Regions from separate parts of the Mus musculus genome. Here region 2 is linked to region 1. A link is a loop called in an ENCODE intact Hi-C map of the cell type or tissue named here. Cell type or tissue: left cerebral cortex. All regions are shown on one strand.

What was found. Hi-C counts contacts between places; a loop is a spot of excess contacts. Peaks named below come from ENCODE experiments on the same cell type or tissue, not always from the same donor. Only the 100,000 strongest peaks of a DNase experiment are listed, where the experiment ranks them.
Region 2: it touches region 1 in a loop (3-fold over the local background); 15 of 42 quality-filtered maps call a loop at or near these places.

The regions. Positions count from the first base shown.
Region 1 is chr10:73,398,702-73,403,701 of GRCm38, forward strand. It overlaps a transcript of Pcdh15 not described here. Among named protein-coding and RNA genes, the nearest start is that of A330049N07Rik, 310 kb to the left of the region's middle. In left cerebral cortex, a CTCF peak has its summit at 1,927 (motif pointing left); no DNase peak of the experiment used is centred here.
Region 2 is chr10:73,101,805-73,106,804 of GRCm38, forward strand. It overlaps a transcript of Pcdh15 not described here. Among named protein-coding and RNA genes, the nearest start is that of A330049N07Rik, 18 kb to the left of the region's middle. In left cerebral cortex, CTCF peaks have their summits at 2,069 (motif pointing right) and 4,289 (motif pointing right); DNase peaks (open chromatin) are centred at 82, 1,357, 1,819, 2,042 and 2 more places; H3K4me3 peaks cover 767 bases; H3K27ac peaks cover 545 bases.

The DNA.
Region 1 (5,000 bases):
TGTATATATGTGTATATGTATTCATATGTGTGTACGTGTGTATGTGTATTTATGTATGTGTGCATGTGCATGTGCGTGTGTGTGTTTGTGTGTGTGTGTATGTGTGTGTCTCTATTTTATGAAGCTTCTACAATAGCAGATCTCCATATGACATTTTCAAAGATCTTCACTGAGTGAGTTATCCTTTCCCATACTCCTTCTTCTTCTTTGTTCCATGCCCATCTTATTTATCTCTTCCGTTTCTCTCATCTGCGTTTATGAGCTTTGCATTTTTTGATATGTGTATTTAAGTTGAGTATCCATTAAAGGCAGGAAGCTTATAAGGGACCATGTGGGAGATTACAAGGGAGGACAATAAAGAACAGCTGATAGAAATAGATGGACCTGGAGGGCATCATCCTGAGTGAAGTAACCCAATCACACAGGAACTTACACAATATGTACTCACTGATAAGTGAATATTAGCCCAGAAACTTAGGATACCCAAGATATAAGATACAATTTGCTAAACACATGAAACTCAAGAAGAAGGAAGACCAAAGTGTGGACACTTTGCCCCTTCTTAGAATTGGGAACAAAACACCCATGGAAGGAGTTACAGAGACAAAGTTTGGATGTGTGACGAAAGATGGACCATCTAGAGACTGCCATATCCAGGGATCCATCCCATAATCAGCTTCCAAACGCTGACACCATTGCATACACTAGCAAGATTTTGCTGAAAGGACCCAGATAGAGCTGTCTCTTGTGAGACTATGCTGGGGCCTAGCAAACACAGAAGTGGATGCTCACAGTCAGCTATTGGATGGATCACAGGGCCTCCAATGGAGGAACTAGAGAAAGTACCCAAGGAGCTAAAGGGATCTGCAACCTTATAGGTGGAACAACAATATGAACTAACCAGTACCCTTCTGGAACTCTTGACTCTAGCTGCATATGAATCAGAAGATGGCCTAGTTGGCCATCACTGGGAAGAGAGGCGCATTGGTCTTGCAAACTTTATATGCCCTAGTACAGGGGAATGACAGGGTCAAGAAGTGGGAGTGGGTGGTTGGGGGAGTGGGTGGGGGAGCGTGTGGGGGACTTTGGGGATAGCATTGGAAATGTAAACGAAATACCCAATTTAAAAAAAAAAGAGAGGGGCAAAGAAAGATAAACTGTACATGTTTAATAAAATAAATAATGTGAATCCTAAATAGAGGGGCACACTGTGTCTACAAACTGAAACATTTAGCATTATGACTAAGTTAATGTTCCACAATTAAATAAATCATTAACATAATTCTCATGAAAAACAAATGTATATGCAGGTTCAAATACATTTTCAGTAAATCTTAGACAGTCCCCTCCTAAAATTTATGTAAAATATCAACGAAAGCATGAGAGCTTGCAGAATTCTGAAGGACCATAAAATAGAAGGTGCCAGTCCACCTGGTTTCAAGGCTAATTGTCCAGTTACAATGATCGATACAGTAGTTTTGGCAGAAGAACAGGAGCTTGGATCAATGAAACAGAATTAAGGAACTCAAACATTCCCACGGAGTGTTACAAACTGCTTTTGAGAAAAGTGCCAGAGCAACTCAGTGTAGAAAAAGGGTCTGCCGTAAACTCATTCTGGATTTAAATGCACAAAAGTTTAACAGGATCATACACAGTCATCAAAAAATGAGAATTGATTATGGACTAAAATGTGTAAATGCAATAAAAACAAAACAGAAAAAAAAGAGTATCCTGGTTCTTATACATTACAGAGGTGAAGGACACATACACAGTTGGATCTGTGATTTATGTTAGGGGCTGGAATGATTGTTTAGCAGTCGAGAACATTGTGTGCTCTTCCAGAGGACTGGTTCTTAGTATACACCACCCAAATGGCAGCTTACAACTGAAACTCCAGTTCCATGGGATTTGGAGCCCTCTTCTGGACTCTAGGGACACTGCATGCACACTGTCACAGCTATATGCAGTTAAAACATCCATGCACAGAAAAATATATAATTAATTTTTAATGCAATGTTATTATAGAAAGGTTGATTGTTGGCTTCTAGATTAAAACATTTGCTGTGGGTGATGAAGAGATGGATCAACAGCTAAGAGACTGGTTGCTCTTTCCACCAGACACAGGTTCAATTCCCAGCACCGATATGGCAGCTTACAATTAGTGCTAACTCCACTTTCAAGGGCTGGGATCTTCTGCAATCTTCTGGCCTCCTTTGGCACTGCATGAATGTGACACCTATACATACAGTCAGGCAGAATTCATACACATGAATTAAGTAATGAGATAAAAAGTCTTTGCTGTACACAAAGATCCTAGTAATAAGGAAAAAAGAAAAACCATAGATTATAAGAAAATATTTCTCCCTGGTATCTGCCCAATTCTGACATCTCAATTACAAAACATTTCTGAATGCTAAACAATGAAAAAACTAAAGCCCTTTGTGATATCTATTATTTCTGGCTCGTAGAGTCTTTCTGTCTTCTCTTCTACATAGTTTCCAGAGTCCTGAGTTGAGAGTGTTGTGGAAGGCATACCATTTAGAACTGAGTTCTGAAGTCTATCACTGTATGCACATGGTCCAGCTGTGTGTGTCTGTGTTAATTCCATTCTACTGCAGGAGAAACCTTCTCTGATGAGGAAATATAAAGGGATGAAGTGACATGTTGTTAGTTGTAACTTTATCACTATATTCTTTTAATAGAATAAGAGCATTATGTTTTCCCCTAAGCCCGTGACCTATCTAGTCTCAGATTTTTGCTCACTTTAGCAGAGCCAAGCATAGTTTCTATTTCATGGAGTACGCCTTAATTCCCATCAGAAATTGATGGGTTAATCCCATAACATGTGTGCCATGAATGTACCAATGTATCCTGCAATGTATCATTACTGGTTGATAGGAACAGTTACTTTTCTCCTTCAGAAGCACGCATGGGTTCTGTGTTCTTTTTGTTTGGTTTGGTCTTTGATACTTTTTGTCTAATTGTTTTGTATTGTTGCTTTGTTTTGATTGTTTTCTTCAGAAAGAGGAAAGGGTGCCATAGGTAGGGGAGGATCTGAGAGGTGTTAGGTTAGAGAAAAGAGTATGATCCAGATGTATTGTATGAAAATAGTTTTAAATAATAAAAAAAAATAAGAAACGTTGGTTATAATGGGAGAAAGACAGGATTGGGCACTTTACTGAAAGGGTAGGCTACTGAGCAGATGGAAGTTGCTTAGCTCCATTGATATTTTAAAGGTTAATACAGTTTAACTTACAACGAGACTCCCCCACCCCTCTAAGAATGCCTGAGACGATTAGCAGTTAGAACACTGAACCCAGGAAAGAGTGGAGAGAATGTGACTTGCTTAAAGGTGGTTCATGGGACTATTGAAATTTGCTGCCTTCCTGGAAAATGGCTGGCCACCTTTTCTCTTTCTTTCTTTATTCTTTCTGTCTGTCTATCTGTCTGTCATTCTTTCTTTCTATTTCTTTCTTTTTAATTAATTATTTATGTTATTTATTTACGTACCAAATGTTGCCCCCTCTCCTGGACTTCCCTCCCAGAGTTCTTTATGTCACCCCCCTCCCCTTTGCCTCTGAGAGGGTGCTCCCCACCTGCCTCCTCCTTTCCCTGAGACATCAAGTCTCCACAGGATTAGCTACATCCTCTCCAACTGAGTTGAGACAAGGCAATCCTCTCCTACATATGTGTTGGTGACCTCACCCCAGCCCAGCACTAGTGAGGATTAGGAGCTCTTTGGTTGGTGGTTTAGTCTCCGGAAGCTCCCAGGGGTCTAGGTTAGTTGGCACTGTAGTTCTTCTTCTGGAGTTGCCATCCCCTTCAGCTCCTTCAGTCGTTCTCCTAACCTTCTATAGGGGTTCCTGATCTCTGTCCAATGGTTGGCTGTAAATATCTGCATCTGTCTTCATCAGCTGCTGGCAGAACCTTTCAGAGGACAATCATGCTAGACCCCTGTCTGCAAGCATAACATAGCATCCGTAAGAGTGTCAGGGTTTGGTGCTCACTCCTGGGATGGGTCCCAAGCTGGTTGACCACTTTCCTACAAAATTAAACTTTGAATCTCTAACAGCTACTGTCTTCTGTAACTTTCACCAGGTCTATTATCTAGACTTTGGTGTGCAAAGTGTGTCTGGAGTGCCTAGATGTGTAAATCTGCCCTCTCCCTGTGTAATTTCTCCTTACTCATCAGATAACATGATCTCAGATAAAGGCTGAATATATCTAGGAAATTCTTTAGATTGTACTGTATTTGCTAAAAAGACTTGCTTTGTGTAGAGAAGGGTGTCCAATCTGGGTTGCAGTTTCAGAGGCTACAACTAAATATTTCAGAGTCAACTGGAAGTTAAATTGCAACTAGAAAGCCAAAGTATTTAAAAATGTGATCATAGACTTTCGCATAACAAGTTAGCTTTTTGTGGAATAAGCTAATGGAAAGGAAAATTTCAAAGTTACATGAGGGTTTGCATCAAAATGGGGAGGAAAATAGCTAGAGTCTGGTGATGTGTCATGATGGCAGGTATGCATTTGGATGCAAAATATTGTGGTATTGTATCTGAATTGCCTAACTCCCTATTCTACATGTGATGCTCCTGTATTCAATATCATGACCTATGTTCTCAGAGTACATTGTGTGCAGATAATTCTTCCTCTGAAAGGCTTGCCAGTGTTCACTGTTTGTACCTGTAGCCAGTTAATCTGACCCAAATTGAAGGTTTGGCAGGATTAGGGAGCATCTGCAGATACTGCTCAACTCTGCAGAACTCTGGGTCTGTGAGCTATTATTATGTTAAGGCCACCAGGGTTTTAGCTTCTTTCTTTTAGAATAATAAGGAATCTCAGAGATTTGAAGTGTAAAAGGTATAAAACTGCTAATGAAATTCCAATTACTGCCAGATAAAGATTTTACCAGAGAATGCAGAACTCCAGGATTCCCCTCTGCACCATCTCCAATTACTTCCCCACCTACTGTTCTGCTAGCCAGGAGTTCAGCACAATGA
Region 2 (5,000 bases), 300 kb before region 1:
TAAGGAGTAAAGGAGTCAGCTGCGTCCTACGGAAGGGGCAGGCGGGATTCCACAGAGGTAGGAAGAGTAGAATTTAGCGGAAGTCAGGAAGTCATGCTAAGTTAGAAACATGAACTGTATACTAAGGGTGAGTTGGGCTGCCGTAAAGAGAAGGAAATTGAAGCACGATTTGAAACGGTGGATGTGTGAGCATTGTGTGTGTGTGTGTGTTTCTGTGTGTGCACGTGCACATACGCACCCGTGTTCCTACCTATGTGCAAGCACACACAAGCACTGCATAGCATGAGTTATCTTCATCAGGAGTCAGCTTTATGTGAGATCTCTTGGAGAGACATCTCTATCTCCGAGGGCAGATCTTCACTTCAGAAGCGAGTTGAGCCTCCCAAGAAAACAACTTCTCCTTTGCAGTAATCCCTTTCCAAATCAATGGTTTGTCCTCAGGAATCAATTCCTCAAGTGGAGTGCTTATTTCCTTAAATGTTTATTCCTGAGGTTGACTGAGAACTGGACACTAACATGGAGGTTCAGGACTTTCTGTTTCACTGGCTTTGGTTTAGCATCTTGGGTGACACCAGTGTCCTAACTCAAGAAACGGCCTGTGATCACTGCAGGCTTAGTGTCTCTGGATGTGTTTTCCATGAGGGAAGGTCGGCTGGTGTGTTCCTAGCACACTCTTACCTTCCCGAGTCTACCTTGCCTTCTCTCACCCCATGCCATGGAGTCTTCTGTGGGGGATGATTATCCTCCGGTGCTAATTTATCATCATGTTTAACAACTTTCAGTTTATGCCTTTATTTTTATTTTTTACAACATCAGTGTATGGATGAGTCTGGGTAGATGGTAACTTAAGCTACATATGGATGATGATAACGCTACCAATGTATTGAGAAGTCCGATGAGATGATAATTTGATCAATGTATTGATGAAAATGATTATGTAATAACTGGAAGCAAGGATTGTGAATTACTTTTTATTGAGTAAGAACATCTTTTAAAATTCCTTTAACATTGATTATTTTTATATTTTCTTAATAGTGAAAAATAGTTTCATGGCCATATCCAAACAAAGTATATATTTAAAATCCCAGAAAACAGGTTTTTTTTTTCTAGGAATGTTGCTTCCATTTATAATAAAGCTTTAGGAGGGCACGGCCGAAGTAAGGAGAATGCTTTAAAGATAACTGGACATGCTGGTGTTTCTGTGGTCTGTTTGACATTTTCATGAAACTCCTCAGACCTTCCCCTCTCCTCCCAAAGGAGACTGCCACTGTGTGCCCTGGTGTTCTATCTGTGTGCTGTGCATTGGCTGAGTGATGTCAAAGCTAGTCATCACGGGCTGCCTTCTTAAGGAACACTCCTTTTGTGGAATACATATTTTGTCAACTACAGGCATTTGTAGAGTTCTACCACTGAAGATGTTATACAAGAGCAACAAGACAGCAGAACATGTGAAAACAAGAATAGTACTTGGGCATGTGTGTGCACTTGCATGTGAGCATGCACACGTCCATGTATGTATGTATGCATGCATGTACGTATGCCCCTTTGCTCAAATGGCTTTTCCCAGAGTGTCATATGCTCTACCTGAGGCTTGGTTGCCTGCTCTTGAATCTATGTGCATCTTGATTTTACTTTTTGGAAGTAGCTGTTGCGCTCTCATGAAACGGTATCTTTTCAGAGTCACTCGGATTGTAAGCTTACTTTTGAGCTTTGTGTTTCTGTTCTGTTGAACCTCCAGAGACCGCTTTAGATATGTGTGTAGGTGGTGCTCGAAGAAACTCTAGGAAGCTGGAAGTCTGTCAAGGAAATTACGGAGGGAATTAACATCATCCTAGCAAGGCAGAAAGAAAGAACTGCCTTTTCTTCCTCTGAACCGCATCGCTGGTGTGAGAAGTGATAAGACGATTGGATCCTAGTGCCCAGCCGCCAGCACTCCTGCCTTAGTAAAGTGGCTTAAGTAGAGAGGCAGCTCTGATGACCAAGTGGGTCCCCTTCCATGTATATAATATGAAAGAGCTTGTGTTTGGGGTATCCAGAAGCTCCTTCCACCTCCACCCATGGGGTGAGAGAGAACTGCCACATGGTGGCGCTATTGTGATGCCTACGCTTCTGAAAATATCCGTTCTGAAACATCTTAAACTGAATTTATGGCAATGGTGACATGGGAGTTTTCTCTAAGAATGAAAGATTATTGTTATATATAACTTCCAACTAATAGATATTGGGTAGGGCATCTCATTGTCTCCTGTTGACAATGCTTTTCTTTTTCTTAAACTTCATCTGTGAGAAGATGAAATCTGGATTTTTTTTAAATCAGTTCAGTCTCGTTAGCAGATGGAATTTTTCTTTTGATACGAATTATCATATTTATGTGTGTATGTGTGTGATGTGTGTGATAGAGAGTGAATATCACTTGCCTGAGGTTAAAAATAGTAGTTAAAGCTACAGCTACTTTGAAGCTGTAGTAACAGATGGCTATGAGATACCCAAAGTGGGTGCTGGGAACTGAACTCAGGTCCTCTGCAAGAGCAGCAAGGGTTTCCAACCACTGAACGGTCTTTCTAGCCTCAGGGGATTTCTTAACACGACTTTGAATCTATAAGGAATGCCCGTTCCAGTTCTCAATCGATTATAATGTCGTATGTGCTGTCCTTTCTCTTTTAGGTTCTTACAACTAAAACGACCCCTCAAACATGCCCCTCCGTGTTTACATTGGGCTCATACATGCTACCTCAAAACTGTATGTATCCACTTAAAATAATACGATAGCACATCCATGAACAGGATTGCTTTGCACTTTTAAAGATATCAACTAGAAAAAAAAAAGGATAAATCTTAGCATGCGTCTGTTTTGAGGTGTTCAGTTGCTCAGTAAGAACAATGAGCAGTTTATCACCACCAGCGAGTCACTTGCACATTCCAGCAGCTGTTGAGACTGTTGGATGTTTGTGGATTTCACAGCCCATCCCTAGAAGGCTTGAGCTCATCTGAAGCCTTTGGGCTAAAATAGGAAATGAGAACACTCGTGAAAACCCAGATTTGAGCAAGAGGAGTAGAATATTGCCAATGGTTATATTCAGAGAACTGAAGACCATGGTGGTGGGTTGCCTTTCAATCTCTCTTTATTTTCCTACAGACTGCTTGGGTCTAGAGGGGTCAGACTAGAAGAAATCACTGTAGCAAGGCTTGAGACCACCGTGCATCAGGAGACAGGGTGTCAGGGTTGACTCTATTTTCTTTGAGAGAAGCGAAGGGCATTTGCCTTGTATTTTCTTGAACTTCATTTGCCTGTTGGGGGGGTGCTTTATGTATTGCTAACTGGAAACCTGATTGTAGGTGAAAAGCAACTTTCCCCATTACAACCAGTAGCTATAAAACTTAGAACTAAAATATATTTTTCTTCTAAGAGGTACTTCTCCCTGACCACCTTAGCAAAATGCCTGGAATTGGTCAATTGTATAAATAAAATGATGGCTTGTGGGTTGTGTGTGTGTGTGTGTGTGTGTGTGTGTGTGTTTTCTCTTTTAAAATGTTTTTTATGTAAATAGAATTACACAATTCCCTCTCCCTTTCCTGTCCGGATCCTCCCAGCTACACTCTCCGCAGAACCCTCCCAGGCCCCCACTGCTCCCAGATTGATAACCTCTTTATTTCTCCTCACTGCTACAAAGTAAGAGGCTTTTGTTCAAGATTCCATAGATTTTTTTTCTTATATTGTGAAGCCATCTAATCTGAGGCTATATTTTTACAATCAAACATATCATATTTTCTTCTTCTATGAACAAACTTGCTAAAAATCCAAATAGTAATGTTTGGAAGAAGGTGCGCAACTCTGTCAGGCATGGAGTTTTATACTGTATTAAATGTGGTGTGTGCTAAACTCCACGAGTTAGGCGTGGCATAGCGGTAACATCTGGGGATCACAAGTCCATCACTAACATCACACTTCCAAAAATTCAGGTTATAATTGATTTTAAAAAACGAAAATGAGGGATCTGTGTTACCCTCGAGGATATGTGCACATTTTTCACTGAAAACAACCGTGATGATCTTTATATTTAAATTGTAGCAGTTTTGTAGCTAGAGCAAATATTAAATGTGGCCACTGGGTTTAATACCATTCTTCATGTGGAAATGTGTGCTTTTTTATGCATAGTGAAGGGTCTGAGGTATGTCTCAAAATATTTTAATTTACAAACAAGTATTGCTTCATAAGGATTTATTTTTAACTTGGTTTGTGTGTCTGTGTGGGCCTATGTGAATGTGAGTGCAGTGCTTACAGGCGCCACAAGAGGGCAGTGGTTCCCTTGGAGCTGGTGTTACTGGTGGCTTGAGTTGGAACAGGAAACTAAACTCAACTGTTCCCTTAGAATAGTGAGCGCTCTTAAATGCTAAGCTATCATTCTGGCTCTGGCATACTTTATTTTTATATTTATAAAATATTGCAGGCCTAGCTCTCAAAGATAGATCACACACAAACAATATATATGTATTATAAGATATATATGTATCGTATATTACATGATATATGTACGCATGTATCCACCATCCGGAGACATTTTTATCTCCCCAGCTATAAGAATCAAAAGTTAAGTATTATTTATAATCTTTGCCCAAAGTTTTCTTGTTAGGAAGATTTCCATCAAGAAGTCAGACACTCTCTCTGACTGCCATGTTGGAAAGGCTCACGGTGGGATTTCAAATAAACGGCACCATTTATAATATTATGAGTTTGCATCAATTTTACCCAACTCAGCTCTACCAGGATATGATAGCATTTTGCCCGCAGGAATGTTCAATTCTGAAAACGTTTTCTCTGGCATTATCTTTAAAAAAACAAAAAACAAAAAACGTTTCACCTTGCGAACTTAGGCTTTCAGTGCTTGGAGGTGTCACGTGCTTCTCACTAATGGCAGAGATCCCTATTTTCACCATGGAAGTCAGCAACAAGGTGGGTTTGAGACCTTGCTCCTGCGTCTCGGTGCCTGGTTGCAGGGTGT